Regions from separate parts of the Mus musculus genome. Here region 2 is linked to region 1. A link is a contact called in ENCODE Hi-C or POLR2A ChIA-PET data. All regions are on one chromosome and are shown on one strand. Each heading gives the region's core, a stretch centred on a gene start or an enhancer-like site at or near the end of the contact. The rest is flanking DNA. Distances are from core to core; before and after follow the strand shown. Region 1 holds the start of 9330102E08Rik (RIKEN cDNA 9330102E08 gene). Region 2 holds the start of Tead4 (TEA domain family member 4).

Region 1 (3,811 bases), core at 430-2,929:
AAAACTCTAGAAGAACTTTCTCTGGTTTCTCCTACTCAGCAGTTTTTGTAGGAATTTTCTAGATTAGAGGGTATTCTTCCTGTTTTCCTCAAATGTTTTCATTTTCTTCATCAGTTGCTAGTGGCCACTTCAGGCCAGTGTACCTGTCTCTGATAACTTTGGAGCTGACCATACCAAGGCCATCTTGGGAGACCTATGTGATCAGGGGAAGGTGATTCCTTAATCCATGTCCTCTTGGGGCTGAGGGCACTTGGTTGGGAATCTAGTGATAGCTAGAAATGTCTGGGAAGCTCAGGGATCATTTCTATACTGGTTAGGAATGCAAATACCACAAAGCTGAGTTATTGAGAATTACCTGGGCTGAGCAGAGAGTGTAGGGTGAGAAGCAGGGAAGGCTGGAAATCCCTGTATGGTTCACATGGCCAGTATTTACTGAAGTTTCATGGCAACCAGTGCATATGCAGGGAAAGGATGCACGTTGGCCTAAGGACTATGGTGGTGGAAGGCAAAGCAGGAAGCACCCACTCTTGCTCTCAGGATCTTGCCACTGTTCTCAGTACCTCTCAGGATCCAAAACATTGCTTCCTTGAAGAATATCTTGCAATAAATCTGAGCCAGATTGAGACTCTATGTGGCTAAGACCACAGGCTAGTAGATAGAAGCACTAGGCCTCAGAACATAGTTGGGCAACACTGAAATTTGTTTACCCCTGTTCCACCTGCAGTGATCACAGCAGGGACATGAAGGAAGCCTTGCAGTACATTGCATGCACGCATGGACACATTCAGAAGGACTGGCTCTGTGAGAGCTTCTCTCAGGAGGCTTCCTCATCTCTTTCCACGCTGCAGTCCAGGCCAGGGTTTTCACCCTTCCTTGGGGAGAGACCAGCCATACCATTCTGGTTGTGGCCCCTCAGGCTTTCCTGGCACCCCTGGTGCCTCCTCTCTGCTTCCTTCACCCCCATATGGAGCATCTCTGAGTTGGGTCCATTCCTCATGTCCCTGTCCTCTTTTCTGTTCTCTTCCCTCTGTCCATGCTGATGCAGTCTGCACTCAGATCCACCTAATTCTTGCCTGGAATACTGCAGTCTCCTCTTCACTGGCTCCCTGTGATTCCCAAAGCTATGCTTCTCTGGCCATGCTATTCCCAGCCTTAAGATGCTTCTAGGCAGCGTGGTTCCTGTTGGTGAGCTCTGAGCTCTGCAGTGGATCTGCCTGACTCCTGAGCCTCAGCCTCCTGTGCTCCCTGCTCGGCCTCTGGGCTGTGGCCGCTGCTCCTGGGCCATGGATCCTCTCACCTGCCCCCACCCAGGTTAGGTGCCCACTGTTTGCCCACCCAGGGCTCTGCAGACCTCTGTCTAGCCGAGGTAGTCTTCTTTGCCGTTCCTGTTTGTTCTAGGCCAGCTGTATCTGCTATCCTTGTGGGTTCTCACACTCTGCACACCTTCCTCGGTGCCCTGGGGCTAAAGGAAGGAAGGAAAGGATCAATGGATGCCCTCAGCATGGGCTGTGTGTTCAGCATGGCTGGCTTCTCTCCTGGACTGTTCTTTCTTGGTCTCCTCTGCCTTTTATTTACCCTGGGCTGTGTCCACGGCTTCTGTGCAGAATGCTAGAGGCCACCAGACTTGAGGAAGAAAAACCTGGGTGATCCACAGTTCTCCTCACAGGCTGATGCCACCAAGTGGTGAAAAATGTGTCTTTTCATTTCCTCTTTACTTCATGGCCTGGCTCACTTTTCACTTGAAAAATTCCCAAGTCCAGGCTTGTAATGTGCTGTATCCCAAACGAGGGCAGGAGTGCACAAAAATGCAAAAGTAGCCTGGTGATGACCCAGTGATAGGAAGCTTGCCTGGATGCATGCCAAGGCCTTGGGTTCCATCCCTGATACTACAAGTTCATAAAATCAACAAATGAGTGCTGGCCATTTCCCAGCCAGGCTTCAATCCCATGACTTGAGGATAGAAGCTGTCGTGTCAGGCCTGCATACTTGTCTGGCTCTGCACTCTTGGTTCTTGCCAGCAGCCCACCTTTGCCCTTCTCTACCTCTCCAGCCACACATAGCTAGGTTCCTGGCACTGACTCTTGCTAGTTGCAGGCTTAGGCTAGCCTTTCCCTGTGTCCACCCAGGACTTGTCCTTTAACTTCATGCTGCTTTCAAGTCTCACCTTCCTGACGAGCCCCGGGAGCACCAAGAGCTCCTCTGTTGTACTGAGGATCCGCTTCGTCAGCATTGGCTCCACCGTCCTGTGTGGCAGCTGACAGTCTATGGATCTGAGGGAAAGCCCAGCCATCCAGGAAATTTCCTCCCAGAGTCCCTGCAGAGTTGTGAAGATTGTTTCACTGCACCGTCTTCCTCCGTGGACTAGGAGAGCCTCAAGGTTAGCCATTCCTTAGTGACAGGCCAGCTTGCTCTCCAGGACAGGTGACCTGAGACCCTGCAGAACACATCTCCCTTGAGTTTGGGCCCGTTGAATGATGGTGTGAGCACTTGTCACTACAGGCTGCTCCCAAATGCCCCAGCCTGTGCTTAGACCCGTCAGTCAGTGCTCTCACTGACATAGCTGAGCACTCAAAGATGGGACTCCAGATGCCAAGTGCTTGTCTCACCTGTGTCGGATGTGAGTCTGCTTCAGGATTTCTCTACACATCTGGCACACCAGTGTCAGGGCAACAGTGCGGCCAACTCCAAGTCCTGGACCCTGGACTTTGTTTTTGCTTCCTGGAGCACCAGCGTGACCTGGACTGGGTAGGTGCTCAATCCTGCAGGCTGGGCCTTCTCCTCTCCTTTAGCTTCTTGCCTGTTCTTCTTTAGAGTGTATTGTAGCCTCCTTGGTCCTCACCAGCCTCCTCTTGCCTGTCCTACCTTCTGTCTACAAGCTTCCCTCTTCTCTCTCAGCTCGTAGGCTCCTCCCATGTCCCTTATGTTCCCCCCTCGTTCTAATGTCCCTTCTTCCCATCCCTGGTCCCCCTTTCCTTCACTCTGCTCTAGCTTTTGCCTATAGAAAGCTAAGGAGCTCCTAACATCTGATCCATGTCTTCTGGGACACCAGCAGGGTAGAGCAGGCTGGCCCTGGTTTGTCCCCTTCAGTGACTAGGATCCTGAGGATGGAGAGTCATCTGAAAAGACCAGAGTAGCATGTGGAGGTGGGAAGCATGCACAAAGGGATGTTCTTATGTTCTCTAACGTAGGTTTTAAACTGATGTCTTTATTAATCAAATACACATTTACTCAGAAAATCCTGTGTGAAAGCAAACCTTTCCTATCTCTTTTTCCTGAAGGGAAAGGTGGTGAATAAAGGTGAAGTAATTTGTCCCAGGCCATAAATGGGGTGGGCGCTAGAGCTGTCTCTACCCTGATACCCTCTGGGTATCACTCTCATACGAACTACCCTTCTGTCCGCAGTAACACAGCACCTGTAAAGCATATCAGCCAATCAAGCCCAAGCTACAGTTAGCACTGTGTGGAAGTCATGGACACCTACCAGATCTATCACCAACTCCGAGATGGGTGGCCTCAAGGAACTGTTCAAACTGAGATTTGCCAATGATTTGATCTTCATGAAACGCTGGGTAAGCCCTGCACTGGGATTGTGGAAAGGGAGCATTGTTTCCTAGCTGAGGCAACCAGAAGAGGGGCCCACACAGGAACCCACTGCGGGAATGGGGCCAAGGTTGGAGCACTGTGGGTGGGTGGAGGTCTTCCTTTGGGTGATTTTCTTCCTCTCCCTGTCTTATTCTCCCTACTTATTCTTTCTCTTTGCACTGGGGTGGAACCTAGCACCTCCATGCTAGCCTAGCTAGCTAGCATTCCT
Region 2 (3,852 bases), core at 504-3,003, 120 kb before region 1:
CTGTCTCAGCCTCAAAGACAATTTCTATCTGCAGATCACACATGACCTTATCTTCATTTCTGGATCCTGAGCCTCTATTCAGTCACAGGGTCACTTCTTGTATTTAGGACAGGACAGGGGTCTCCATATGCATGCAATACTGTCATCAGAGGGTCTAATGATAGAATCAAGAAAGTGAGTCCTGAGTCTGCGTGGCCTTGATGACGGCCACATCTTCAGTATAGCTTGTATGAGCCTCACAGTCTGGGGCTCACCTCTCTTAGTCTTTGGTTCATGCTGGTTTTCAGGTCCTGCTGTCGTTTCACATGTGGACCCCCACTGGTGTGTAGCACCTACTAGCTCTTATTTTCACACCAAACCTTCCTGAAACAGCGGTTGGTGAACTCAGGTTTCCATCAAGAGCTGGATCAAGGTCACCCCGCAGACCTGGTAGCAGAGACCTGTAATGGAATTCCAGCTATTCCTAAGGCTGAGGCCAGAGCAGCTGAGAGAGTTCAAGGTCAGCCTGATTAACTCAGTAGACTCAGTCTCAGAAACCAAAAGGAATCAAGGCTGGGGCCATAGCACACTGGTAGAGCATTGCCTAGCACACACAGGGAGTAGACATTAAACTGGGGAAAGTCACCCCAGTGCCTTGAATTAATTCTGTTGGTTTTGTTCTCAAATTCATGTGGATTTGCAATAATGAACTACTGTCTGGCTTCGACAGTGAACCTCTTGAAGGCAGGGGTCTGTTTCTGCACTGAGCTTGGTACCAGGTTCAATGAAGGAGTGTCCAATTAAGTGGTGGGACAGTCTGTACTTCACGCTCACAGATACGCTTGCTGCCTTGCAATGTTCTTTTCATGTGAATGGGATGTGACCAGGCTTTGTTATGACTCACCATTTAATAAGCTCACCAGAAGTTATACATCCAAATGAGGGCTGCATCCTTCAAAGTCCTCGCTTTGCGAGGCTGGATAGATACTCAGTCCCGTGGTGATGCTGGCATTTCCGTGGACTCTTTAGATCGCCTCTCTCGGTCACAACCCTGACATTTATAATACTTTCTTTCAGCGTCTCCCCGTGCTACCCTACCCTCATGTAGTATGTGTATCTCCATCTTGCGTTGTTAGCGTTGAGCAAACGATAAGATAATTCTGGAGATTTACTGCTGGCCCGAGTTTGTTTCACCAGCTCTGGCTGGGAGAGCCACACCAATAAAAGCTTAATGCTAGTGCTTCAGAGATTGTTTGATTTTGGGGAATAGTGAAGGCTTTTCTTTGATTTTAAGTTTCTCAAAGTGACAAGGTGAATGCGGGAGCTAGGTAGTAACTGATTTAAGCCAAATGGTTCTAAAGACTCGCAGCCCGAGCTCACGTGTTTCTCCTAAATTGATCTGGCACCCTTCTTTAAAACTCAGACTTCTAACTTCATGGCGACTCTGTCCTGTACCTTGGGTAACCAGCTAAGTTCCAGCTCTCTATGAACCACTGCTGGGACCTAATCTTTATTATTTCTCCCAGCATCCGGTAGACCCATGACTGGTCTCTCCTTTCCTGCTCTTTGAGAAGTGACAGTTCTGCAGATCCCAAGGGACAAGGAAAGAACTGAAAGACTGATGTTGGGGAGGGCTGGCGAGGGAAAGCGGTGGCGGATCTGGGAGCAGAGCCGGGAGTTCCTGCTTCCTGCTCCCGGAGCGAGTGTCCTCCGTAGCAGCCTCGGGGAAGGGAACAGCCCTTCCTGCTCCTGTCCGCGTACTCCAGGAGCGCAGCGAGGCGCGCCCCACCCCGGCGGAGGGGACGGTTTTCGGCTGGAGGTGGTGGAGAGACAGTTAGGACTCAACGCAACCCGGGGGTGTGGGGAGCTGGATGAGAGCGGGAAATCGGTAGATCAGAGTCAAGGGGTGTGGGTGCGAGCGGCGAGAGGCGCCGAGGGGTCCGCGGGGTTCCCGGGTGTCTCCGCCGTGTCCTGTCCCGTGGCCGCCCGCGGTTCCCGGGCTCCGCCCAGCCGTGGAGCCCAGCCTCTCTCTGGCCCGGTCTCCTCCCAAAGGTGCGGGTGGCAGCGCCACTCCCTCCGCTCCCTCCCCAGCCGCGCGCGTCTCATTCCAGCGCCCATTCCGTGCATTCCTGCCGGGCTCCTCTGCAAACTCCAGTCCCGGGGGTGGGGACCGGCCTCAGCTACGCGCTCGGGGCCCCGCAGCGGTCGCCGCGGCTGGAAGACTTGGCGCCCCGCGTGGACCTGCCGCAGCCGGCCGAGCTCTCCCACCCCGCCTCCCGAACCCTGGGACCGGTAAGGCTGCTGAGTTCGGAGGACACCCGCGTCCCGCGTGGTCCCGGGCAACACTAGGGGGCCAGTGGGGCACGTGCGGGCGGTGGAGTCTAGGGGCTGGACAGAGCAGGGTCGCTCGGCTGAAGTTGAGACTAACGAGCCTCAGCCAGGCCCTTTTCTACTTTTCTGCCTGGAGAAGAGAGCCCATAAGGGAGGTGTATTGCCTGGACCTTGTGCAGAGGTCCCCAGGGTTTGAGACGCCGTTGCTCCCCACGGTGAGAAGTGATGGGAGTGATGGACCGGAGTTCCCAAACTCCAAGGCACTATACTCTAGCAGGCAGCCCAGGGGCGCGCGCCGCGGTGCACACACGTGTCAGGGGGCTCCAGGCACACCCACACTCCGTCCGATTCAGTGAGTGAGTTCAAAGATAGGTATTACTGCGCCAGCATCCTTAAGTTTTGGGTGTTCCCGAGGAAGAGATATCTGTGCGCAGTGACTCACCTTGCTTCCAGGAGGAGGATTTGTTTGTGCTAAACGCGACCCTGTGTGCATCGCTACTTGAAGAAGGTGCTTGTCTGAAATCCCGAGTGTCGGAGTGGGCGTGGGTGTGCGATGCCTCCTCTCCAGGACTCTCCTCTCCAAGTCCTCGCTCTGAGGATGTTGGTTCTGGCTCTGACTTCTTCCTGAAGAACCGCGGCAGGGGACAATGTCTCCAAGTTCTTTGTGTTCAGGGAGAATTTGACAGTAGTAGTTGGAGGTGCCCCTCTTGCCATCCCTGCTGGGTTGAGCATTGCTGGCAGGAAGCTGCCTACACCTGCCCCCTTCCAGGCAGCTGTCTCTGTGAGGGAGTGTGGATCCTGTTCTGGCAAAATCCTTAGGGAACTGCTGGTAGGCTAAGCAAAGCTGAGATCTTTGTTTGCCCTTAGGGGCTAGGATGGTCATGTTTATGGGGGTGGACCCCCTAAAAGGAGAAGAGCTTGTTAGGTTGTTTCCTTTTGAGACAGAAGTTTCCTGCAGTTTAGGCTGGCATGATACGTCCACCTTAGTAAGAGGTGGCTTTCATTCTCCTGCCACTTTTTTTTTTTTTCCTGAGACAGAAGCAAAAGACCAAGGAGGCCTTGAACTCACAGCAGTCTCACCTCAGCCTTCTAAGTGCTGGGATGACAGGTCGGATTTACCAGGCTTAGTTGACCACTTTGGATACTATTTGTTGAGTGGTTGGTAGTGTTTCTAAGTTGTCTTCAAGGACAGGGGAGTCAGTGCTACCTGTGGGAACCTTGAAGCAATGAGGGGGAGACAATCTCTCATTCCTCAATAGCCAGGGTCTTGCTCTGGAACCCAGACTGGGTCCAAACTGGATGATCCTCTGCCTCAGTTTCCCCCTCGTTCTTCACAGTTAGCTAGGCTACCTTGTTTCTGTGGGGAAACGTGAGTGGTCCCTATAGGGAATGCTTTAGTGACAGCTGGGAAGGGGAGGCAGCCTCGGACTTGGTAGCTGAGGCCAGGATATTGACAGGAGAGTGGTGTGAGAGTCACAGACAGACTTGGCACCAGTGTTCTCGCTCATTAGCACAACTCCTAGGTGATGGCTAGGGTTTCTT

The links. Hi-C counts contacts between places; a loop is a spot of excess contacts on that map. ChIA-PET counts read pairs that join two places held with the same protein, here RNA polymerase II (POLR2A).
Region 2: a loop to region 1 is called in a map of mouse embryonic stem cell, with 2.8 times the contacts of the local background. The contact joins the promoter of Tead4 here to the promoter of 9330102E08Rik in region 1. A Hi-C loop is called at or near these places in 2 of 37 maps with a recorded cell type or tissue (mouse embryonic stem cell and mouse trophoblast stem cell). POLR2A ChIA-PET finds 5 or more read pairs at or near these places in 1 of 5 experiments (embryonic stem cell).

Annotation. Positions count from the first base shown.
Region 1 is chr6:128,181,671-128,185,481 of GRCm38, reverse strand. It overlaps 9330102E08Rik (RIKEN cDNA 9330102E08 gene), which reads left to right and starts at 1,679. Exons shown (of 3, transcript NR_077223.1): 1 at 1,679-2,745; 2 at 3,403-3,569. It also overlaps the pseudogene Gm18609.
Region 2 is chr6:128,298,714-128,302,565 of GRCm38, reverse strand. It overlaps Tead4 (TEA domain family member 4), which reads left to right and starts at 1,753. Exons shown (of 12, transcript NM_011567.2): 1 at 1,753-2,271.